Regions from separate parts of the Homo sapiens genome. Here region 1 is linked to region 2. A link is a loop called in an ENCODE intact Hi-C map of the cell type or tissue named here. Cell type or tissue: HepG2. All regions are shown on one strand. Links, peaks and the distances in the headings refer to the core of each region. The heading gives the core; the rest is flanking DNA. Region 1 holds the start of LOC124904727 (U6 spliceosomal RNA). Region 2 holds the start of MIR4421 (microRNA 4421).

Region 1 (8,000 bases), core at 1-8,000, 310 kb before region 2:
CAGAGTGTAAAAGTTTGAAAAATTTGTAGCCCAGTTATGTGGTAGAAAAGAAAAGCCAATTTTCAGGGGAGAAATTCAAGCGGGCTGCAGAAGTTTACATAAGTAAAGAAAAGCCAAGTGCTGATAGCTAAAACAATGAAGAAAAGGCCTCACAGGCATTTCACAGACCTTCACAGCAGCCCCTGCCATCACTGGCCCAGAGGCCTACGAGGTGGGTGAGACCCAGGGCCTCACCACCCTGCACAGACGCAGGAAACTGCTCCCTGCATCCTGGCTGCTCTGTATCCAGCCATGGCTCAAAGGAACCTGGGTACTGTTTGGGCCGCTGCTTCCATGTGGTGTTAAGCCTGCAGGTGCACAGAATGCAAGAGTTGAGGCATGGGGGCCCCCGCATAGATTTCAGATGCTATATGGAAAAGCCTGGATGTCCAGGCAGAAGCCCTCATGGAGAATCTCTACTAGGACAGTGCAGAGAAGAAATGTGAGGTTGGACCCCCACACACACAGTCTCCATTGGGGCACTGCCTGGTGGAGCTGTGAGAAGAAGGCCACCATCATCCAGACCCTGGAATGATAGATCCACTAAATACCCTGCACCTGGACAAGCTGGAGGCACTCAACACCTGCCCTTGAGAGCAGCCATGGAAGCTGAACACTTCCAAGCCACAGGGGTGTAGCTGCCCAAGGCTTTGGGAGCCCACCCCTTGCATCATTGTACCCTGGATATGAGACATGGAGTCAAAGGAGATTATTTGGAACATTAAGATTTAATGACTATCCTGCTGGGTTTTGAACTTGCACAAGGCCTATAGCATCATTCTTTTGGCCATTTTCTCCCTTTTGGAATGGGAGTATTTACTCAATGCCTATACCCCCATTTTATCTTAGGAGTAAGTAACCTGCTTTTGCTTTTACAGGCTCACAGGTAAAAGGGACCAGCCTTGTCTCAGATGAGACTTTGGACTTCTGAGTTAGTGCCAGAATGAAGTAAGACTTTGGAGGACTGCTGAGAAGGGATGATTGTATTTTGCAATGTGAGAAGGACATGAGATTTGGGAGGGGCCACGGGTGAAATAATATGGTTTGGATTTGCATCCCCAATCATGTTAAATTATAATCCTGAGTGTTGGCAGTGGGGTCTGGTAGGAGGTGACTGAATCATGTGTGACAGATTTCCCCCTCTGGTGCTGTTCTTGTGATACAGTTCTCGTGAGATCTGGGTGTTTAAAAGTGTGTGCCACCTCCCCTCTCTCTCTTCCTCCTGCGCTGGCAATGTGACGATGTCTGCTCCTGCTTTGCCTTCCACCACGAGTAAAGGCTCCCTGAAGCCTCCCCAGAAGTAGATGTTGCCATGCTTCCTGTATAGCCTGCAGAACTGCGAACCAATTAAACCTTTTTTCTTTATAAATTACCCAGTCTCAGGTATTTTTTTATAGCACTGCCAGAACAGACTAATACAAATGTGTTGTATCAGATAGAGAAAGCTTTGTGAGAGAAATGAGACTTAAATTAAACTTGAAGTATAGTTGGTCTGCAAAGGACAGACAAACCAAAATAAGGAAGGATACTCTATACAGTAAAGAAAAATGCCAGGCGTGGTGGCTCATGCCTGTAATCCCAGCACTTTGGGAGGCCAAGGCAGGCAGATCAACTGAGGTCAGGAGTTCGAGACCAGCCTGCCCAACATGGTGAAACCCTGTCTCTACTAAAAATACAAAAAATTAGCCAGGCGTGGTGGCACATGCCTGTAATCCCAGCTACTCAGGAGGCTGAGGCAGGAGAATCACTTGAACCTGGGAGGCGGAGGCTGCAGTGAGCCAAGATTGCACCACTGCACCTAGATGACAAGAGTGAAACTCTGTCTCAAAAAAAAAAAAAAAGAAAAGAAAAAAAGAAAAATGACTGAAAGGTAAAAAAGCAAAAATAGACATGATGCTAATGAGAAACAGTGAGAAATCACAATTTTCCCTGTGCCCCACAATTATTTTTCAGGAATCAAATCTACTTATAAATTAATCAGCTGATTTCTGGCACTACACTATTTTAAAGATCAGTGAATCAGAATGTACTTATCTTTCATATATCTGCTTATGTTAGGTTGCTGCTAGTCTACAGTTTCAGATTAAAATATAATTCAATTCCATTTACAGTTAAGTACATGAATACCAAAAAGACTGATTATATTACATATTAAAAGAAGAAAAATAATTCCATGCTGATGAAGAAAAAGAAGAGTGGGGGGAGAACTTAAGATACACAAGTTCTATGGGAACACAACTACCTAAGTAAGCAATGCTACAATGCAATTATTCATGGTCTCAATGATACTTTTTAACTTTCCTTAAAAAGATCCCTATCTGAGCACTTTGGATAGTGATTAACTATCATAAAAATAATTCTGGTTCAACACTATAGTTGTGGAAGCAAAAACTTTAATCAATCTTGGCCTTCAAAAATGTCACTGCTGACAAAGAATCATTCTGTTTATGGAAAGAGTAGAAAAATAAGTCACAGTTTTTATACCAAACACATATAAACATTGCCTTTTTGCTTGTGGCTGAGGTTGATATTTCTAGAGCTGTACCTGTCTGGAACTGAGCTTATGCATTTGCAAGTCTGTCCAGTGCTCAGAAACCAATCTCCAAGACCTGACACCACCTTCTTACACTCTTGAAAACACTCTGAGCCCTCATGACTTAAAAGAAGTTTCTTAAAGGAAAAACAAGAAGGGACTTTAACTTAAAGTCCCAGTTACTCTTGCAGAAAGCCTGGGTAACACATGAGACAAATAGCCTTTTGTTCCACAGAAAGAGAGGAATAGAAAAAAAGCTGGAATCATGACAGCAACCTGAGTTCCTCATATTTTAAAAATTACTCTCTATTGCAAGGTGGCTCATGCCTATAATCCCAGCACTTTGGGAAGCCAAGGTAGAAGGACAGCTTGAGCTCAGAAGTTTGAGACCAACATGAGCAACACAGCAAGACACCACCACTGCAAAAAATTTTTAATAATTAGCTAGGCATGGTGGTACATGCATGTAGTCCCAGCTATTCAGGAGACTGAGGCAGGAGTACTGCTTGAGACCAGGAGATGGAGGCTGCAGTGAGCCATGATCGTTGCCACTGCACTCTATCCTGGATGACAGAGTGAGAACCTGTCTCAGAGAAAAAAAAAAAAACACGATTCTCAGCCTCAATCTCTTCTTCTGCAAAGTGGAAATGACAACCGTAGAACAAACACTTCGTTGGGTTGCTGTATTAAGTGACATAATTCACGAAAAATGTTTTGCAGAGTGCCTAATACATACTAAGGAACTCAAAAAATGTTATTTTGAGTTGTATTATTATTATTACAATTAATGAGATAACATACACATAAGTGCCTAGCATAGTACCTGGGCAGTATAGGTTCTCAAAACACAGGAGTTACTGTTTTTAGGAAATCCAAAATAATTCAGGGGAACAAAGTACTGGAATGTAGCAAGTTTCAGAGCCAGAATTCATATTTGTGTCTACCTAACTCCAAAGATCTTACCACAAGATGGCACTGCCACTGCAGTATCCCACCCCAGGCCACGTTCCTTGAAAAATTGTGAAGACATGCAGATGTCATCAAGAACAAATCACTGAATCCAATAGCATACTTTTGTATTTAAAAAATTAACTTAAGTGCTTGCTTTGGCAGCATATATACTAAATTTGGAACAATACAGAGAAGATTAGCATGATAAATAAGAATTTAAAACATTAACTTAATTGGATTATGATTTATATGTAATAAAACTCACTCATGAGTTTAGCCAAATATATACAGTGTTATAACCACCATACAATCAAGATAAGAACATTTCCCATAGCACAAAAACTTTCCTCATACATTCTTAGATCAAAAGCCTGCCCCTACTCACACTGATCCTCCTTCTCACCCTAAAGATTACTTTTGTCTGGGTTCCTTTGTTTGGAGTAATGTTTTCGAGATTTATCCTTTTTCTTTTCTTTTTTTTTTTTTTTTCATTTGAAACAGTATCTCTCTGTTGCCCAGGCTGGAGTGCAGTGGCGCAATCTCGGCCCACTGTAACCTCCACCTCCTGGGTTCAAGTGATTTTCCTGCCTCTGCCTCCCGAGTAGCTGGACTACAGGCACATCCCACCACACTCAGCTAATTTTTGTATTTTTAGTAGAGACGGGGGTTAACCATGCAGGCCAGGCTGGTCTCAAACTCCTGACCACAAGTGATCTGCCTGCCTTGGCCTCTCAAAATGCTGGGATTATAGGCATGAGCCACCGCACCTGGCCAGATTTATCCATGTTTATATGCGTACAAACAAATAGCTCCAAGTTTAGCTCTTTTTTTTTTTAACATGAAATGGGTGTTGAATATTGTCAAATGCTTTTTCTTATTTACTATACTAATATGGGGATGTACAGTGATGGATTATAAGCTGTTAAACAAGCTGTACATCCCCATATTAGTATAGTAAATGAGAAAAAGCATTTGACAATATTCAACACCCATTTCATGTTAAAAAAAAAAAAGAGCTAAACTTAGAGCAAAGTAGGAATATAAGGCAGCTTTGTAAACTTGATAGAGGGCATTGCTGAAGAACCTACAATAGTTGATAATGAAATACTAAATACTAAGTATTTCCCTCCTACGATCAAGAGCAGTGCTAGGGCCATTCAGCACTATTCAGCATTTCTATTTGTTTGATTGTTTGTTTGTTTTGAGATGGAGTCTCACTTTGTGGCCCATGCTGGAGTGCAGCAGCATGATCTCGGCTTACTGTAACCTCTGCCTCCTCCGCCTCCCAGGTTCAAGCAATTCTCCTGCCTCAGCCTCCCATGTAGCTGGGACTACAGGCACGTGCCACCACGCCTGACAAATTTTTGTATTTTTAGTAGAAACAGGGTTTCACCACGTTGGCCAGACTGGTCTTGAACTCCTGACCTCATGATCCACCCACCTCAGCCTCCCAAAGTGCTGGGATTACAGGCGTGAGCCACTGCACCCAGCCTACTATGTTTTTGTAAACAAGCCACATGGCCTACTTGGCTATGATGTATACTATAAACGTATTTATACATTTTATTATATTTTACTGAATTCAGTTTGCAACTATTTTGTAAAGGATTTCTCCCTCCATAGTTATAAGAAATATTTTCCTGTAAAAATCTCTATCTAATTTTGGTATTAGGGTAATGCTAGCTTCATAAAATAAATGAGGCAATGTTTCATCTCTCTCTTTTTTGCGAAGGACTGGTAATAGTTCTTCCTTAAATATTAGACAGAATTCACCAGAAAAGCCATCTAGCGTTTCAGGTTTTCTTTGTGGGAAGGTTTTGTTTTTGTTTTTGTTTTTTGAGACACAGTCTCACTCTATTGCCCAGGCTGGAGTGCAGTGGCACTATCTTGGCTCACTGCAACCTCCGCCTCCCAGGTTCAAGCGATTCTCCTGCCTCAGCCTCTTGAGTAGTTGGGACTACAGGCGCGTGCCACCACACCCAGCTAACTTTTGCATTTTTAGTAGAGACGGGGGTCTCGTCCTGTTGGCCAGGCTGGTCTCGAACTCCTGACCTCAGGGGAGCTGCCCACCTTGGCCTCCCCAAAGTGCTAGGATTACAGGTGTGAGCCACCATGCCAGGCCCTTTTTGTGGGAAGGTTTTGATTGACAATTCAATTTATATATTTGATGTACAGCTATTCAAATTTTTTACTTCTGTGAATGTGGTAACTTGTACCTTTAAAATAATTTTTCTAACCTTTTAGAGTTTCATGTAAATTTACCAGCATAAGTTTGTTCTTAATATCACCTTATAGTCCATGTAATGTACGTAGGCGCTTCTTTCATTCCCAATATGAATAACTTGTGTTTTCTCTTCTGTTCTTGTTTTTCACACTAGCAAAATAATTATCAGTTTTATTAATCTTTTTAAAAAACAGCTTTAGGTTTTGTTCATTTTCTCTACTACTTATCCATTTTCCACTTACTGTTTTCTGCTCTTATACATATTATTATGCTTCTGTACTTACTTTGGGTTTGATTTGCTCATTTTTTTGGTTTTGTTTTGTTTTTTTGAGACAGTCTCATTTTGTCACCCAGGCTGGAGTGCAGTGGGGTGATCTCAACTCACTGCAGCCTCCGCCTCCCGGGTTCAAGTGATTCTCCCGCCTCAGCCTCCAGTGTAGCTGGGACTACAGGTACACACCGCCACACCTGGCTAATTTTTGTATTTTTCAGTAGAGATGGGGTTTCACCATGTTGGCCAGGCTGGTCTCGAACTCCTGACCTGAAGTGTTCCACCTGCCTCAGCCTCCCAAAGTGCTGGGATTACAGGTGTGAGCCACTGCACCCAACCATCATCCTCTTCAAAAGGTCTTAACGGCTTCATTAAGATGTGTTTAACGTAAAATAAACTGCACATATTTGAAATCTAAATTTAATAAGTTTAAACAATTGAATCCAACAATGAAATCACCACCTTAATCAATGTTATGAATTTATCCATCACCCTCAATGGTTTCCATGTGCCCCTTGGTAATTCCACCATACCATCCCCAACCTCTTCCCTAGAGAACCACTAATTTGATTTCTATGACTGTGCCTTAGTTTGAATTTTCTAGAATTTTACATAATGGAATTGCAGAATGTATTCTGGATTCTTTCACTCAAAATGAACTGAGATTTTTCCATATCATTGCAGGTAACAATAGCCCACTCCTTTTATTAATAAGTATACCACTGTATGCATATACAACAATTTGGTTTATGTACATTTGGGGTTGTTTCCTGTTTGGAGCTATTACAAAGAAAGTTGCTATAAACAATAATGTACACGTCTTTGGTGGACATATGCCTCCATTTCTCTTGAGAACCTATGTAGAAACTACCAAAGTGTTTTACAAAGTGGCTTCCATTGCAATGTCTTCAAGTTTACCAGTATTTTCTTCAATGTCAGATCTGCTGTTAATCTCATCTGGTGGCTTTTCACTTCAGACATCACAGTCTTCAACTCTAGTTGTTCAACTGGGTCATTTCTACATTTCCAATGCCTTATTTTAAACCTTCCCTCTCTCTTTTTGAACACAGGTAATACAGTTAATAATAACTGCTCTAATGTCATTATCTGTTCTTTTTTTTTTTTTTTTTTGAGACATAGTCTCGCTTAGTAGCCCAGCCTGGAGTGTAGTGGTGCGATCTCGGCTCACTGCAACCTCTGCCTCCAGGATTCAAGCAATTCTCTTGCCTCAGTCTCCTGAGTAGCTGGGATTACAGGGGTACGCCACCATGCTCAGCTAATTTTTGTATTTTTGGCAGAGACGGGGTTTCAACACGTTGGCCAGGCTGGTCTCGATCTCCTGATCTCGTGATACGCCCACCTTGGCCTCCCAAACTGCTGGGATTACAGACGTGAACCACTGTGCCCAGCCTATCTGCTCATTCTAACATCTAGGTTAGACCTGGGTTGGTTATGATTGATCAATTTCTCTCCTCATTATGGGCCAGGTTTTTCTACATCTTTGCGTGCCTGGTAATTTTTTATTGGATGCCTGACATTGTAAATTTTATCTTGTTAAGTGCTGGATATTTTTGTAATCCTATAAATATTCCTGAGCTTAATTTTGGGATGCAGTTATGTTACTTAGACACAATTTAATCCTTTTGTGTTTTGCTTTTAAGATTTGTTAGTCAGCATTGCCCAAGCAGTATTTAATCTTGTACTAGTACTCTCCACCACTGAGGAAAGATCCTTCTGAGTAGTGTAACCAAAGCCACATGAATTATGAGGTTTTCCAATCTAGCTGGTAGGAACAGACACTATTACCAATTTTGTTCCCACTAAGCCTTTTGGGTGGTTTTTAGTTGTAATAGGAATGACAGTAAATCTGATTCCTGTTATTCCATACTGGCTGGAAATGAAATGGACTTTTCCTACTTCTTAGATGGAAGCTTTAGTCCTTGCTTTTACAACTTTCTTTATCTGTAATTAAGCATTTGAAC
Region 2 (17,618 bases), core at 4,141-12,140:
TGAATTCCTGAGGTCAAGCAATCCTCCCACCTCAGCCTCTGGAGTAGCTGTAACTATAGGCACATGCCACAATGCCTAGCTAATTTTTAACACTGTTTTGCAGAGAGGGGGTCTCACTATGTTGCCCAGATTGGTCTTGAACTCCTGAGCTCAAGTGATCCTCCTGCCTTAGCCTCCCAAAATGCTAGGATTACAGGCACTAGCCACTGCGCCTGGCCCACAATTTCTTAAAAATAAGACAACAGTGAAGTTTGCCACATCAGTTGACTCTTTCATGAAAGATTTTTCTCTAGCATGTGATGCTGTTTGATAGCATTTTGCCCACAGGATAACTTCTTCCAAAATTGGACTCAATCCTCTTAAGCTCTACTGCTGCCTTATCAACTAAGGTTATGTCATATTCTAAATCCTTTGTTGTCATTTCAACAATGTTCACATCTTCATCTGGAATAGATTCCATCATAAGAAACCACTGTTTGCTCATCCATAAGAAGCAACTCCTCTTCCATTCAAGTTTTATCATGAGATTGCAGCAATTCAGTCATATCTTCAGGCTTCATTTCTAATTCCAGTTCTCTTGCTATTTCCACCAATCTTCAGTGACTCCTTTCCCAGAAGTCCTGAACCACTCAAAGTCATTCATGAGGGCTGAAATCAACTTCTTTCAAACTCCTGCTAATGCTGATATTTTGACCTCCCATGAATCATGAATTTTCTTAATGGCATCTAGAATGGTGACTCTTTTCCAGAAGGTTTTCAATGTACTTTGCCCAGATCTGTAAGAGGAATCATAATCTATGGCAGCTATAGCCTTACAAAATATATTTCTTAAAGAATAAGACTTGATACTCAAAATTACTCCTTGACCCACGGACTGCAGAATGGATGATGTGTTACCAGGCATAAAAACAACATTCATCTCCTTGTACATCTCCATCAGAACTCTTGGATGATTGGGTGCATTGTCAATAACCAGCAATAGTTTGAAAGGAATCATTTTCCTCAGGAGTAGGTCTCAAGAGTGGACTTAAAATATTTAGTAAACCATGCTGTAAAGAGATGGGCTCTCATCCAGGCTTTGTTGTTCATTTAGAAAGCATAGGCAGAATTGATTTGGCATAATTTTGAAGAGCCCTAGGATTTTCAGAATTCTCAATGAGCATTGGCTTCAACTGAAAGTCACATTCTACATTAGCCCCTAAGGAGAGAGTCAGGCTGCCCTTTGAAACTTTGAAGCCAGGCATTGACTTCTCTTTAGCTATCAAAGTCCTAGATGGCATCTTCTTCCAATAGAAGGCTATTTTGTGTACATTGAAAAATCTGTTCTTTAGAGTAGCCACCTTTATCAATTATCTTAGCTAGATCTTCTGGATAAAGGTTGCCGTAACTTCTACATCAGCACTTGCTGTTTCATCTTTAACTTTTATGCTATGGAGTTGGCTTCTTCCCTTAAACCTCATGAATTAACTTCTGCTAGCTTCAGACTTTTCTTCTCCAGCTTCCTCACCTCTCTCAGCCTTCACAGAATTGAAGAGAGTTAAGGCCTGGCTCTGAATTAGGCTTTGGCTTAATACAATATTGTGGCTGGTTTGATCTTCTATCTAGGCCACTAAACTTTCTCTCTGTCAACAATAAGTCTGTTTTGCTTTCTTATTATTCATATGTTCACTGGAGTAGCACTTTTAATATCCTTCAAGGATTTTTCCTTTGCATTCACAACTTTGCTGTTTGGTGCAAGAGTCCTAGCTTTCAGCATATCTCAGCCTTTGACATGCCTTCCTCATTAAGCTTAATTGCTTTTAGCTTTTGATTTAAGATGATAAATGTGCAACTCTTCCTTTCACTTGAACAATTAGAGGCCATTTTAGCATCATTAGTTGGCCTAATTTCAATATTCTTGTGTCTTGGGGAATAGACCCAAGCAGGGGGAGAGAGATGGGGGGAATGTCGGTTGGTGGGGTAGCAAAAACACACCCAATACTTATCAATTAAGTTCACTATCTCATATGGGTGCAGTTTGTGGTGCCCCAAAACAATTACAATAATAACATGAAAGATCACTGACCACAGATCGCCATAATAGATATAATAATAACAAAAAATTTTAAATATCAAAAGAATAACCAAAATGTGACAAAGACCCAAAAGTGAGCACATGCTCTTGGAAAAGTGACACCGATAGACTTGGTCAGTGCAGGGTTGCCACAAACCTTCAATTAATAAAAAATGCAGGATCTGTGAAGCACAAAAAAGCAAACTACAGTAAAATTAAGTATGCTCGTATCAGTTTTCCCCACATCACTTATGTAAGGGGCTATCCTTTCCCCATTGTGTGTTCTTGGCACCTCTGTCAAAGATCAGTTGACTGGGTTCTCTATTTTGTTCCATTCGTCTATATGTCTGTTTTTATGTCAGCAACATGCTGCTTTGATTAATGTCACTTTGTAATATATTTTGAAGTCAGGAAGTGTGATGCCTCTAGCTTCATTTTTCTTGCTCAAGATTGACTTGGCTATGTGGGGTCTATTGTGGTTCCATATAAATTTTAGCATAATTTTTTCTATTTCTATAAAGAATGCCAGTGGGATTTTGATAGAGATTGTACTGAATCTGTAGATCACTTTGAATAATGTGGCTTTTTTTTTTCTTTTTTTTTTGAGACAGAATTTCGCTCTTGTTGCCCAGGCTGGAGTGCAATGGCGTGATCTCAGCTCACCGCAACCTCCAGCTGCAGGGTTCAAGGGATTCTCCTGCCTCAGCCTCTCGAGTAGCTGGGATTACAGGCATGCACCACCATGCCTGGCTAATTTTGTATTTTTAGTAGACACGGGGTTTCTCCAAGTTGGTCAGGCTAGTCTCGAACTCCCCATCTCAGGTGATCCACCCACCTCAGCCTCCCAAAGTGCTGGGATTACAGGCATGAGCCTCTGTGCCTGGCCTAATGTTGACATTTTAAAAATATTGAATTTTCCAATCCATGAACATAGGATGTATTTCCATTCATCTGTGTCTTCTTCAGTTTCCTTCATCAATGTTTCATAATTTTCAGCATGCAAGTGTTTCTGTTTTGGTTAAGTTTGTAGCTATTGTAAATGGGATTGTTTTTTAAATTTCCTTTTCAGGTAGTTTTGCTGTTTGTGTGTTTTAGTATGTTGGTTATCCTGTAACTTTACTAAATTGGTTAGTTAGTTCCAACAGATTTTTTTCCTTTAGGGTTCTGTACATATTTGATTGTGTCATCTGCAAACAGAGATAATTTTACTTATTCTTTTACAATTTGGATGTTATTTTGGTCTAATTATTCTGGCAAGAACTTCCAGTAATATGTTGAACAGAAGTGTCAAGCATGAACATCCTTGCCTTGTATTGGATCTTGGGGGAAGCTTTCGACCTGTCCCCCAAGGTTTGATTGTGGTGTTAGGTTTGGGCTTTTCATATATGATCTTTGTTGTTTTGAGGTAAGTTCCTGCTATATTTATTTTGTTGTAGCTTTAATCATGAATGGATGGCAAATTTTGTCAAATGTTTTTTTCTGCATCTATTGAGAAGATCATGTGGTTTTTTCTTTCATTTTGTTAATGTGCTGTATCTCATTGGTTGATTTGCATATAGTGAACCATCCTTAACTCCCAAGGATAAACTCAAGTTGGTCATAGTATATGATCCCTTTAATGAGCAACTGAATTCAGTTTGCTAGCATTTCATTGAGGACTTTTGCATGTATATTCATTGGGACTATTGCTCTTTAGTTTTCTTTCTTTCTTTTTCTTTTGTATAGTGTTTTTGTCTGGTTTTGGTGTCAGGATGATGCTGGCCTCATAGAATGAATTTGGAAGTATTCCTTATCTTTTTGGGAAGAGTTTAAGGAGAAAGGGTATTAATTATTTTACAAATGTTTCATACAATTCACCCAGGAGGCCATCTGATTCTGGGCTTTTCTTTGCTGGAAGGCTTTGATTATTGATTCAATGTTCTTACTTGTTATTGGTTTCTTCAGGCTTTCTATATTTTCTTAATTCAGGGTATATGGTTCTAATCTTCTAAGTTATAGTTTATTGGCATATAATTAAATTGTTCATAATAGTCCCTTATGATTCTTTTTTTTTTTTTTTTTTTGAGACAGTCCCACTCCATCACCAAGGTTGGAATGCAGTGGCATGATCTCAGCTCACTGCAGCCTCCACCTCCTGGGTTCAAGCAATTCTCATGCCTCAGCCTCCCAAGTAGCTGGGATTACAGGCATGTGCCATCACACTCGGCTAATTTGTGTATTTTTAGTAGAGATGGGGTTTCACCATGTTGGCCAGGCTGGTCTCGAACTCCTGACCTCAAGTGATCCACCCTCCCTGGCCTCCCAAAGTGCTGGGATTATAGGCGTAAGCCACTATGCTCAGCCGATTCTTTTTATTTCTGAGGCACTCTTTGCAATGCGTCCTCTCTTATTTCTGGTTTATTTGAGTTTTTTTTCTTTTTTCTCAGTCTAGCAAAGACTGAGATTTTTTGTTGATTTTTTGTTTTCAAAAAACCAACTCTTAGTCTTATGGAATCTTTTCTCTTGCTTATAAAATTCTCTATTTGAGGCCAGGCCTAGTGGCTCATGCCTGTAATCCCAGCAGGAATCAATTCCTGAGGTCAGGAGTTCGAGACCAGCCTGACCAACATGGTGAAACCCCGTCTCTTACTAAGAATACAAAAATTAGCCGGGCATGCTGGTGGGCACCTGTAATCCCAACTACTCAGGAGGCTCAGGCACGAGAATCACTTGAACCCGGGATCATGCCACTGCACTCCAGCCTGTGTGACACAGTGAGACTCTGTCTCAAAAAAATAAACAAATAAATAAATATATTCTCTATTTCTTCTTTGATCTTTATTAATTCCTTTATTCCACTAATTTGGGGCTTAGTTTGCTCTTTTTCTAGTTCTTTGAGGTGTAATATCTTATTTGAGATCTTTCTCCTTCCTCCCTTCCTCCCTCCCTCTCTCCCCTCCCTCCCTCCCTCCCTTCTTTCTTTCTCTTCCTTCCTTCCTTCCTTTCTTTCTTTCTTTCTTTTCTTTCTTTCTTTCTTTTTCTTTCTATTTCTTTCTTTTTGAGACTGAGTCATGCTCTGTCACCCAGGCTGGAGTGCAGTGGCATGATCTTGGCTCACTGCAACCTCTACCTCCCAGGTTCAAGTGATCTCCTGCCTCAGCCTCCCACGTAGCTGGGATTACAGGCACGCACCACCATGCTTGGCTAATTTTTTGTATTTTTAGTAGAGATGAGATTTTGCCATGTTGGCCAGGCTGGTCTCAAACTCCTGACCTCAAGTGATCCTCCCACCTCGGCCTCCCAAAGTGCTGGGATTACAGGCATGAGCCACTGTGCCCGGCCTTCTTTCTTCTTTTAATGTAGGCATTTATCACTATATACTTCCCTTTTAGTACTGCTTTTGCTGCACCCTATAAATTTTGGTATGTTCTACTGTTTTTCTCTTTTTTTTCCCTTTCTTTCTCTCTTTCTTTTCTTTCTTTCTTTTTTTTTTTTTTTTTTTTTTTCTTTGCCCAGGCTAGCCTCAAACTCTTGGTCTCAAGCAATTTTCCCATCTTGGCCTCCCAAAGCAGTGGGATTATAGATGTGAGCCATCATTTCTAGCCTCAAGATACTCTTAAAATTACCCGTTGATTTCCTCTTTGACCCAAGAGTTGTTCAAGAGTTTGTTGTTGAGTTTCTATGTGTTTGTGATTTTTCCTATTTTCTTAAGATTATTGATTTCTACTTTCATCCCTTGTGGTCCAGAAAGATACTTGGAATAATTCCAATCTTCTTAAATTAGGTCACTTGTTTTGTAATCTAACATATGATCTATCCTGGAGAATGTTCCATGTATGCTTGAGAAAAGTGGATAATCTTCTGTTGTTGGGTGCAAATTTCTTTATATATCTGTTAGGATCATTTGTTTTATAGTGTTTTCTGTTTCTTTTTTGATATTCTGTACATTATTATAAGTGGAGTATTGAAATCCTCTACTATTATCATGTTACTGTCAAATTCTGCCTTCAGATCTGTCAACATTTGCTTTATATATTTAGATGCTCTTTGTTCAGTATATACATATTTATAATTGTTACATAATCATGTTGAAATGATCTTTTTATAATTATATCAAGACTTTGTCTCTGCAGGCAGCTTTAAACTAAAATCTGTTTTGTCTAACATAAGTATAGTTACCCTGCGTATCCTTGGTTACCATTTGCGTGAGAAATCTTTTCTCATCTCTTCACTTTTAGTCTATATGTGTCTTTAACTCTAAAATCAGTCTCTTATAAACAACATACCATTGGATCCTGTTCTTTCAAATTACACAGCCACTCTATGCCTTTTAATTGGTGAGTTTAATCCATTTACATTTAAAGTAATTAGTGATAGCTGAGGACTACTATTGCCATTCTGTTAACTGGTTTGTGTCTTTTGCAGTTATATTGCCCCTCTCTTCCTCTCTTATTATATTCGTTTGTTATTTGATGTTTTATAGTGATTGCTTTGATTCTCATCTCTTTATGTTTTCTGTATCTGTTACAGATTTTATTCTTTGTGGTTAACTTGAGGCTTATGAAAAATATCTTGTATTTCTAACCATCTATTTTTAAGTTTATAACTATTTCAATCACATCCAAAACCTTTATACTTTTGGCCAGGCATGGTGGCTCACACCTGTAATCCCAGTGCTTTGGGAGGCTGAGACAGGAGGATTGCTTGAAGTGAGGTGTTTGAGACCAGCCTGTGCAATGTAGTAAGACCTTGTCTCTAAAAAAAACCAAAACCAAAAACCGTTTTACATTTTTACTCCCCACCCCTACACTTTGTGTTCTTGTAGTCAGTTTGTTGCCTTTTATATTGTGTATCCTTTGACAAATTTTTATCTTTTAATTTTTATATTAGGGTTAAAAGTAAGTTAGGCCCCACCATTATAGTTTTATATTAACTATATTTGTCCATATATTTTCCTTTACTCATAATATTTATGCTTTTATATGTTTTCATTATACTATTTAGTGTGTTTTCATTTCAATTTGAAGAAATAACTCTTTTAAACATTTCTTTTACGGCTGGGCTAGTAGTGACAGACTCCCTTTGTTTTTGTTTGTCTAAGGAAGAATTCATCTCCCCTTCATTTTTAAAGGATAATCTTGCCAGATGTAGATTCACGGTAAGTAGTTTTTTTTTTCCAGTTCTTTCAATATATCATCCCATTCTCTTCGGCATGCAAGGTTTCTGATGAGAAAGCCACTGATAGTCTTATGGTGATTCCCTATATGTGATGCATTACTTTTCTCTTGCAGCTTTAAAATTCTTTCAGTGTCCTTTATTTTAGACAATTTGATTAAAATGTACCTTGGTATAGTCTTGAATTGATCCTCTTTGAAAACCTGTAAGCTTCATGAATCTGGATATCCATTTCCCTCTCAAAATTTGAGAAGTTTTCAGCCATTACTTCTTTATTTTATTTTATTATCATTATTATTATTATAATTTTTTGAGAAGTAGTCTTGCTCTGTCACCCAGGCTGGAGTACAGTGGCACAATCTCAGTTCATTGCAACGTCTGCCTCCCAAGTTCAAGTCATTCTCCTGCCTCAGCCTCCCGAGTAGCTGGAATTACAGGCACCTGCCACCACACCTGGCTAATTTTTGTAGTTTAAGTAGAGACAAGGTTTCACCATGTTGGCCAAGCTGGTCTTTAACTCCTGACCTCAGGTGATCCACCTGCCTCGACCTCCCAAAGTGCTGGGATTACAGGCATGAGCCACTGCACCTAACCCATTATTTCTTTAAAAAAGCTTTTTACCTCTTTCTCTTGCTTTTCTTCTTCTAGTACTCTCATTATGCACATATTGGTTTGCTTGATGGTGTCCCATAAGTCCTATAAATTTTCTTCACTCTTTTTCATTCTTTTTTCTCCTCTGACTGGATAATTTCAAATAACCTGTCTTCAAGGGCACAAATTCTTTCTTCTGCTCAATAAAGTCTATTTTTGAAGTTCTCTATTGTGTTTTTAATATCAGTCATTAGGTTTTTTGGTTCCAGAATTTCTTTCTTTTTCTTTTTTTTTTTTTTTTCTTTTTTTGAGTTGGAGTCTCATTCTGTCACCCAGGCTGGAGTGCAGTGGCATGACCTCAGCTCACTGCAACCTCTGCCTCCCAGGTTCAAGTGATTCTCCTGTCTCAGTCTCCTGAGTAGCTGGGATTACAGGTGCACACCACCATGCCCAGCTAATTTTTTGTATTTTAGTAGATATGGGGTTTCACTGTGTTGCCCAGGCTGGTCTCAAACTCCTGAGCTCAGGCAATCCGCCTACCTTGGCCTCCCAAAGTGCTAGGATTACAGGTGTGAGCCACCACTCCCAGCCTGGTTCTTTTTTATAAGTTCTACCTTCCTGTTGAACTTCTTGTATTGTTCATGTATTCTTTCTCTGTTTTCAGATGAAATCAGACATGTTCGAGGTGGTATGGCCGTAGACTCTTTTTCTGTTTTCACTGAGTTGTCCAACTGTGTTCTCCTATTGCATGCTGAACTTCTTTAAAAACAATTATTTCTAATTGTTTGGAAGGCAATTTATAGATATCCATTTCTTTGGGGTTGGTTATTGGAAAATTATTGTGTTCCTTTGGTGGTGTCCTGTTTCTTTGATTTCGTGTGTGCGTATTTCTTGTAGCCTTGGGCTGTTTCTTTGCATATTTCATGGAGGAGTAACTTCTAGAGCATATGAACTGGCTTCATGGAGGAAGACTGTCACCTACAGGTTGGTGCAAGTGATGGCAGCAGTGGCCTGTCTGGAGTAGCCACTGTGAAGATGCCGGCTTCAGCAGGGGAAGCACAACTGGGGCTGCACACTCTGCTGAGCCCACGGGTGCCGGGAACAGGTGGGAGCCCCACCCCCTAACAAGTCAGTGGAGCAGGAGCCACATGCTCCCAGGCACAGCTGCAGCTTCTCAGCTGTAGCCACAGACCCAGGCATCCCTGAGGTCTCAGGGGCCCCGGAAGCCCTTTGTTCCCGTAGGCTTGAAAGTGCCTGCTCCCACTGCCTGGCCTCTCCCTGCTCCTGGCCCCCACTCTGGGGCAGAGCAAAGTTGTGGCAGAGCCCAGGCACTGTTGTGACCCAGCTGGGTACCCAAGCACTCAGGGCAGTGCTGACATGCCAGCCCCCTGCTGTCTCAGGCCATCCAGACTTTGGGAACTGAAGAGCACAAGAGGGAGACCAAGGGGTTGCTCAGGGTGGCTCAGTGTGGGCCTGTAGGCAAACCTCAGCATGAACAGCCTGGGCGGCATGGACAACATGTTGATGGTGACAGGAGGCAGACAGGCTCCTGGGCAGAAAGGGGCAGGTTCCCAGTGAAACGCAACCTTCAAGCCATGGATGGCATGAAGCCTGGGGGCTGGGCTGTCAGCTCCAGGTGGAGTCTGCGGCCTGGAGTGAGAACTTATGGTGCTTTTTCCAGGCCCGCCCATGGCCACCCATGGGCCAATCAGAACACACTTCTTCCTTTCTGAGCCCATAAAAACTATGTTACCTAGCTAGACTCATACAGATGTCAGGACTACCAGCTGCAGGAAGGAGCTACCCACTTCAGGTCTCCTCTACTTGTCAGTATGACCTGCCTGTGGAAAAGAGCTACTCACTCTGGGTCTCCTTTCTGCTGAGAGTTGAACACTTGTTGGGACAACCTGTCTGTGGAAAGGAGCTACCTACTCTGGGTTTCCTCTCCCCTGAGAGCTGGACACTCATCTGGACAACCTGCCTGCAGCTAGGAGCTACCTTCTCTGGGTCTCTTCTCTGCTGAGGGCTGCACTCGTCAGGACTACCTGCCTGCAGAAAGGAGCTATCCACTCCAGGTGTCCTTTCTTCTGAGAGCTGGACACTTGTTGGGATGACCTGCCTGCAGGTAGGAGCTGCCCACTCTGGTCTCCTCTCTGCTGAGGGATGCACTCGTCAGGACTAACTGCCTATGGAAAGGAGCTACCCACTCCAGGTCTCCTCTCCCCAGAGAGCTGGACACTTGTCAGGATGACCTGCCTGTGAAATGGAGCTACCCAATCTGGGGCTCCTCTCTACTGAGGGCTGAACTAGTTGGGATGACCTGCCTGTGGAAAGGAGCTACCAACTCCAGGTCTCCCAAGAGCTGTTCTGTCACTCTTTTGCTCAAGAAAGTTCCTTTCTGCCTTGCTCACCCTCCAGTTTTCTGCATACCTCATTCTTCCTGGACACAGGACAAAAATTCAGGACCTGTTGAATGGTGGGACTGAAAGTGCTATAACACAAACAGAGCTAAAACACCTGCCTCCACCCCACTCGTCACACTGCAGGCAATGAGAAGGAGAGAAGAGCTGCAGCCCTTCAGGGAGCTCAGATGCACAGGCTCCCCCAGCCAGGGCTGTGACACCCTCTTTGGGGCTCTGTGGTTTCTAGTGTCTTGGAGCTTCCAAGTGCCACCATGTTCCCCTTGTCCAGATGTGAGTGCCCAGAGCAGAAGCCACTTATAGTGCATCTGATCCAGCCACAGGCTTGAACAGAGCCAGCACCTGTGGTGGCACCTGGAACTGCCCACCCCACCACAGCAGCCAATGCTTGGCTGTGTGCAGCAGCCAGACCCCATGCTTGCTTACTTGTGCACCCCTCTCCTCTCCATGCCTGGATCATTCTTTGAAGGTGTGGGAGCCAGGCCAGTAGCATGAGCTGAGTGCAGCCTGCCAGGCCGAGTGGGTGGAACAAGCCCAGCAGGCTTGAGCAAAACTCTGGCAAAGGCACCACTGGCCACAGAGGTTTCCAACTGGAAAAGTGACACCTGGAGGATGCCATGACACAAGGATTCTGACTGATGGGTATGCAGCCCTTGGTACAACACTGAATATAAATGGTAAGAGTGAACGTCCTTGTCTTATTCCTGATCTTAGGTGGTACTATGGTTTGAATATGATTTGTTTGGCCCTGCCAAGTCTCATGTTGAAATCTGATCCCCAGTGTTAAAGATGGGGCCTGGTAGGAGTGTTTGGGTTGTGGGGGTGGATCCTTCATGAATAGCTCTGTACCATTCTCACGAGAGTGAGTTCTTACTTTTAGTTCCCACAAGAACTGGTTGTTGAAAAAAGCCTGGTACCTCCTCTAGTCTCTCTCTTGCTTCCTCTCTCACCATATGATATGCATATACCAGCTCCTCTTCACTTTCTGCCATAAGTGGAATCAGCCTGGAGCCTTCACTAGAAGCAGATGCCAATGCCATGATTCTTGTGCAGCCTGCAGAACCGTGAGACAAATGAACCTCTTTTCTTCATGAATTACCCAGCCTCAGGTATGCCTTTATATTAATAGTAACACAGACTAAGATGGGATAATTTTTTCAAGCCTTTCACCACAAAGTGACATTAGCAGTGTGTTTTCATAGATGCCCTTTATCAGGCTGAGGAAGTTTCCTTCTATTCCAGGTTTCTTGTTTGTTTTTTTAATCATTAAAGTGTGTTGAATTTTCTCAAGTGCTTTTTCATATCTATGACATGACTGTTTGGCTTTTGTCCATTATTCTATTAATATGATATATGATAATGTATGCTGAGCCTGTATTCATGGAATAAATTCCACTTTGTCATGGTCCATAAATATTTTTATATGGAGCTGGAATCATTCTGATAGTCTATATTCATAACAATAGTTTATATTCATAAAGTTACTGGAAAGAATTTGGCTGTTAATCTTATCAAGAATACCTCAGAGATGATGAGCTGCTTCTGTCTTTCTGCTTTCAATATACTCTCTGTGCCCTTGGTTTTCCAGTTGGTTATGTTGTGTATAGGTGTGCATCTCTTTGCATTTATACTACAGTATAACCTTGAACAACATGAGGGGTTGGGGTGCCGACCCCACTAGTCAAACATCCACATATACATACCTGTGAGAAGAGGGTAGAAAAAAAATCCACATACAACTTTTGACTTCCCAAAAACTTAACTACCAATAGTCTACTATTGGCCAGAATGTTACTGACAACATAAACAGCTGATTAACACTTTTTTTAATGTTATAAGTATCATATACTGTATTTTTACCATTAAGCCAGCCAGAGAAAAGAAAATAATAAGGAAAATATATTTACTATTCATTAAGTGGGTAATCAGAAAGGAATTCATCCCCTCTGTTTTCACATTGAGTAGGCTAAAGAGGAGAAGGAAAAAGAGGGGTTGGTCTTGCCATCTCAGGGATGGCAGAGGTGAGTAAAAGTTCCATATAAGTGGACCTGAACAGCTCAAACCCATGTTGTTCAAGGGTCAACTATACTTGGAGTCTGTTGAGTTTCTTTGATGTATAGATTAATGTTTTTCATCAAACGCTGGCAGTTTTTGGCCATTATTTTGTCAAGCATATTTTTTGCTCCTTTTTCTCTCTTCCGAGACTACCATTATGCATAGATTGGCATGCTTGATGGTATCCTATAGATCTGCAAGGTTCTCTTCATCTTTGTTAATCTTTTTTTCTTTCTCTTTCTCAGACCAGATTTTCTCAATTGGTTTATCTTCAGGTTCACTGATTCTTTTTCAAATATGCTCTTGAAACCCTCTAGTGAATTTTTTTGTTTCAGTACTTTTTGACTCTAGAATTTCTATTTGGTTGTTTTATTTAAAAAGAAATTATTTAAATGTCTATCTCTTTATTGATATTCTCTCTTAAGTTTTATATCATTTTCATACTTTCCTTTGGTTCTTTATACATAGTTTCCTTTAGTTCTTCAAACATTTAATATCGCTGATTTAACAACTTGGCCTTGTAAGTTTAGCATCAAGGCTTTCTGAGGGACAGTTTCTATTAACTGCTTTTTTTTTCCCAATATATGGGCCCTACTTTGAGTCTCATAATTTCCTGTTGAAAATAGTCATTTTACATAATATAATGTAACAACTATGGAAATCAGACTCTCTCCCATCCCAGGGTTTATTAATATTGCTGGTTGTTTATTTGTTTTGTTTGTTGTTGTTGCTGTTTCTTAGTAACTTTCCTGGACTAATTCTATAAAGTCTCTATCCTTTTTCAAGTGTGGTCACTGAAGTATCTGCTCAGTTTGCTTAGTCATCAGCTAAGAATTGCAGAAATTTCCTCAAATGTCTAGAACAAATAAGTCTCCATAAGTCTCCCAGGCTTTGCTAAGAGTTCCTGTGGGCACATTGTGGCAAACCTTTAACACTCAGGCAGGTAGTTCACATCTCTGCTTTAGCTGTAAATTCCTCCTTGTGCAGACTCAAGGTCAGTCAGAGGTAAGAGCTTAGGGCCTTCTCAAGTCTTTTCTGACCATGCCCATAGCTCAGGCATGTCCACAGTCCTATGTATGTGAGTAGCCTTCAGAATTTCCAGGTAAATGTCAAAGCTTTTCAAAGCCTCCATATGGACATCTCATTCCCCAGATTTCAAGTTCTTCAGTCACATTCTTGTTTGTCCCAAATGTTATTACCACCATAAGCAGCCTAATATTCATACATACATACATACATGTGTGTATATATATGTGTGTGTGTGTGTGTGTGCATGTAAGCCTTGAACAACATGGGTTTGAGCTGTGCAGATCCACTTATACACAGATCTTCTTCCACCTCTGCCATCCCTGCAACAAGACCAACCCCACCTCTTTAGCATACCCAATGTGAGTAGGATAGAGACCTTTCTAACGATACACTTCCACCTAATGAATAGTGAATACTTTTTATCTTCCTTATTATTTTCTTAATAACATTTTCTTTTCTCTAGCTTGCTTAATTACTATACAGTATATAATACATGTAACACAAAATATGTGTTAATTGACTATGTCATCGATAAGGGTTCAGGTCAAAAGCTATTAGTGGTTTTTAGAGTGTCAAATCAGGTCAAAAGCTACTACTGGTTAAGTTTTTAGAGTGTCAAAACTTATATGTGGCCAGGCACAGTGGCTCATGCCTATTATCCCAGCACTTTGGGAGGCTGGGGTGGGCAGATTGCTTGAGTCCAGAAGTTCAAGACCAGCCTGGGCAACATGGCTGGACCCTATCTGTACAAAAAATACAAAAATTAGCCAGGTGTGGTGGTATACGTCTGTGATCCCAGCTACTCGGGAGGCTGACGTAGGAGGATCACTTGAGCCTGGGAGGTCAAGGCTGCAGTGAGCCGTGATCATGCACTGCACTCCAGTTTCCTCAGCGACAGAGCAAGACCCCGTCTCTTAAAAAAAAAAGTTATATGTGGATTTCAACTGCATGGGGTCAGTGTCCCTAATCCCCATAGTGTTCAAGGGTCAACTGTATATAGTTAGATACATGGACACAGAGACACACACACACACACACATACACACACACACATAGAACAAAAACTGAGAGACTTTCCAAGGAGGAAAAGGCAATCCTACCAAGCATGGTGGGAAATTTTGTTTATTGTTTTTTACTGTAAAATAAAACACAGATAAAGAGTAACATATAAATGTGTAGCTTAATGAATTATTAGAAAATGACACCCTTAAAACTATGTCAGAGGAGCATGCAATTCATTGTGTTTCTCTGAATCCTCTATTTCTTGCAAGTTGACAGCTAAACCCAGAGGTTTGAGCAGACTCAGGGTCATTCACTTTGGCCAAACAATATAGTGCTGTGGTCTTTCATTAAGAGGCACATCATGTCTGGTTGTGATGTGAACAATTATTGCTGTTGAATACTTATAGCCATTAATTTACTGGGACTTTCAAAGTGGTGGTATCCTAATTCTAACATTTCTTTTTCTTTCTTTTTTTCTTTTTTTTGAGACAGAGTCTCACTCTGTCACCCAGGCTGAGATGCAGTGGTGTGATCTTGGTTCATTGCAACCTCTGCCTCCCAGGTTCAAGCAGTTCTCCTGCCTCAGCCTCCCGAGTAGCTGAGACTACAGGCCTGTGCCACCACATCCAGCTAATGTTTTTGTATTTTTAGTAGAGACAGGGTTTCACCAGGTTGGTCAGGCTGATCTCGAACTCCTGATCTCAACTGATCCACTCACCTTGGCCTCCCAAAGTGCTGAGATTACAGGCGTGAGCCACTGCACCCAGCCTTCTAATGCTAACACTTCTATTTCGTTAGTTGAAATACTTCAATAAAGTGATGCTTCTCTTCACCTATTATTTGGTTATCCAATGGTATAGTTCATGTAGTAAAGGCAGGATAATTTTTGTGTGTGTGTGATGGAGTCTCGCTCTGTCGCCCAGGCTGGAGTGTAGTGGCATAGTCTCAGCTCACTGCAACCTCCACCTCCCAGGTTCAAGTGATTCTCCTGCCTCAGCCTCCTGAGTTGCTAGGATTATAGGTGCGTGCCATCACACCCAGCTAATTTTTGTATTTTTAATAGTGACGTGGTTTCACCATGTTGGCCAGGCTGGTCTTGAACTCCTGACCTCAGGTGATCCAGCTGCCTTGGCCTCCCAAAGTGCTGGGACTACATTCATGAGCCACTGTGCCCAGCTTGGGAAAGGCAGGATAAATTTTTGATCTTTCCCTTTATTGGTTTTCAAGGTAACACATTTGTTTCCTATTATTTTCTAATTGTGAGCAATTTTTCTATCATTATGAACTCATGGATTTGATGAGTTTCACTCTATTGTGATTATGATCCTTATTGAGGCTAAATTTATCTCATATCTGGAGTGGGAACCACTTCAAGTTTGGGTCTGTGTCCTTTTGATTTAATCCTAGTGTATTAATCTGTTTTCATGCTGCTGATAAAGACATACCTGAGACTGGTCAATTTACAAAATAAAGAGGTTTAATTGGACTTACAGTTCCACATGGCTGGGGAAGCCTCACAATCGTGGTGGAAAGCAAGGAGGATCAAGTCCTGTCTTATGTGGATGGCAGCAGGCAAACAGAGCTTGTGGAGGGAAATTCCCACTTTTAAAACTATCAGGTCTAGTGAGACTCATTCATCATCAAAAGAACAGCGCAGGAAAGACCCACCCCCATAATTCAATCATACCCCACTGGGTCCCTCCCACACGCATGGGAATTATGGGAGCTACAAAATGAAATTTGGGTGGGGACACAGAGCCAAACCATATCCTTCTGCCCCTGGCCCCTCCCAAATCTCATATCTTCACATTTCAAAACCAATCATGCCTTTCCAACAGTCCCCCAAAGTCTCAACTCATTTCAGCATTAATTCAAAAGTCCACAGTCCAAAGTCTCATGTGAGACAAGGCAAGTTTCTTCTGCCTATGAGCCTGCAAAATCAAAAGCAAGGTAGTTACTTCCTAGATACAATGGGAGTAGAGGCATTGGGTAAATACAGCCATTCCAAATGGGAGAAATTGGACAAAACAAAGGGGCTACAGGGCCCATGCAAGTCTGAAATCCAGCGGGGCAGTCAAATCTTAAGGCTCTAAAATGATCTCCTTTGACTCCAAGTCTCACATCCAGGTCAAGCTGATGCAAGAGGTGGGTTCCCATGGTTTTGGGCAGCTCCGCCCCTGTGGCTTTGCAGGGTACAGCCTCACCCAGCCCAGCTTTCATGGGCTGGCATTGAGTGTCTGCAGCTTTTCCAGGCACATGGTGCAAGCAATCAGTGGATCTACCATTCTGGGGTCTAGAGGATGGTGGCCCTCTTCTCACAGCTCCACTAGGCAGTACCCCAGTAGGGACTTTGTGTGGGGGCTCTGACCCCACAGCTTCCTATCACACTGCCCTAGCAGAAGATCTCCATGAGAGCCCCACCCCTGCAGCAAACTTCTGCCTGGGCATCCAGGCGTTTCCATACAGCTGCTGAAATCTAGGTGGAGGTTGCCAAACTTCAATTCTTGACTTCTGTGTACCTGCAGGCTCAACACCATGTGGAAGCTGCCAAGGCTTGGGACTTGCACCATTTGAAGCCACAACCCAAGCCCTACATTGGCCACTTTCAGCCATAGCTGGAGTGGCTGGGACACAGGGCACCAAGTCCCTAGGGTGCACACAGCTCGGGGACCCTGGGCCTGGTCCACGAAACCACTTTTTCCTTCTAAGCGCCCAGGCCTACCATGGGAGGGGCTGCCATGAAGACCTCTGACATGCCCTGCATACATTTTCCCCATTGTTTTGGGGATTAACATTTGTCTCCTCACTACTTATGCAAATTTCTGTAGCTGGCTTAAATTTCTCCTCAGAAAATGGGATTTTCTTTTCTATGACAGTGTCAGGCTGCAAATTTTTCAGACATTTATGCTGTTTCCCTTTTAAAACTGAATGTTTTTAACAGCACCCAAGTCACCTTTTGAATGCTTTGCTGCTTAGAAATTTCTTCCACCAGATACCTAAATCATCTCTCTCAAGTTCAAAGTTCCACAAGTCTCTAGGACATGGGCAAAATGCCACCAGTCTCTTTGCTAAAACATAACAAGAGTCACCTTTGCTCCAGTTCCCAACAAGTTCCTCATCTCTATCTGAGACCACCTCAGCCTGGACCTTATTGTCCATATCACTATCCGCATTTGGGGCAAAGCCATTCAAAAAGCTCCAAACTTTCCCACATTTTCCTGTCTTCTTCTGAGCCCTCCAAACTGTTCCAATCTCTGCCAGTTACCCAGTTCCAAAGTCGCTTCCACATTTTCAGGTATCTTTTCAGCCATACC

The links. Peaks named below come from ENCODE experiments on the same cell type or tissue, not always from the same donor. Only the 100,000 strongest peaks of a DNase experiment are listed, where the experiment ranks them.
Region 1: a loop joins it to region 2, with 8 times the contacts of the local background. A loop is called at or near these places in 6 of 110 quality-filtered maps.

Annotation. Positions count from the first base shown.
Region 1 is chr1:50,746,627-50,754,626 of GRCh38, forward strand. All of the region lies in intron 4 of FAF1 (Fas associated factor 1), which reads right to left. It overlaps LOC124904727 (U6 spliceosomal RNA), which reads left to right and starts at 3,670; the gene lies at 3,670-3,772. In HepG2, for the core only: a CTCF peak has its summit at 3,551 (motif pointing right); no DNase peak of the experiment used is centred there.
Region 2 is chr1:51,050,176-51,067,793 of GRCh38, forward strand. It overlaps MIR4421 (microRNA 4421), which reads left to right and starts at 9,662; the gene lies at 9,662-9,730. It overlaps MIR6500 (microRNA 6500), which reads left to right and starts at 9,843; the gene lies at 9,843-9,928. In HepG2, for the core only: a CTCF peak has its summit at 8,769; a DNase peak (open chromatin) is centred at 8,786; H3K4me3 peaks cover 277 bases.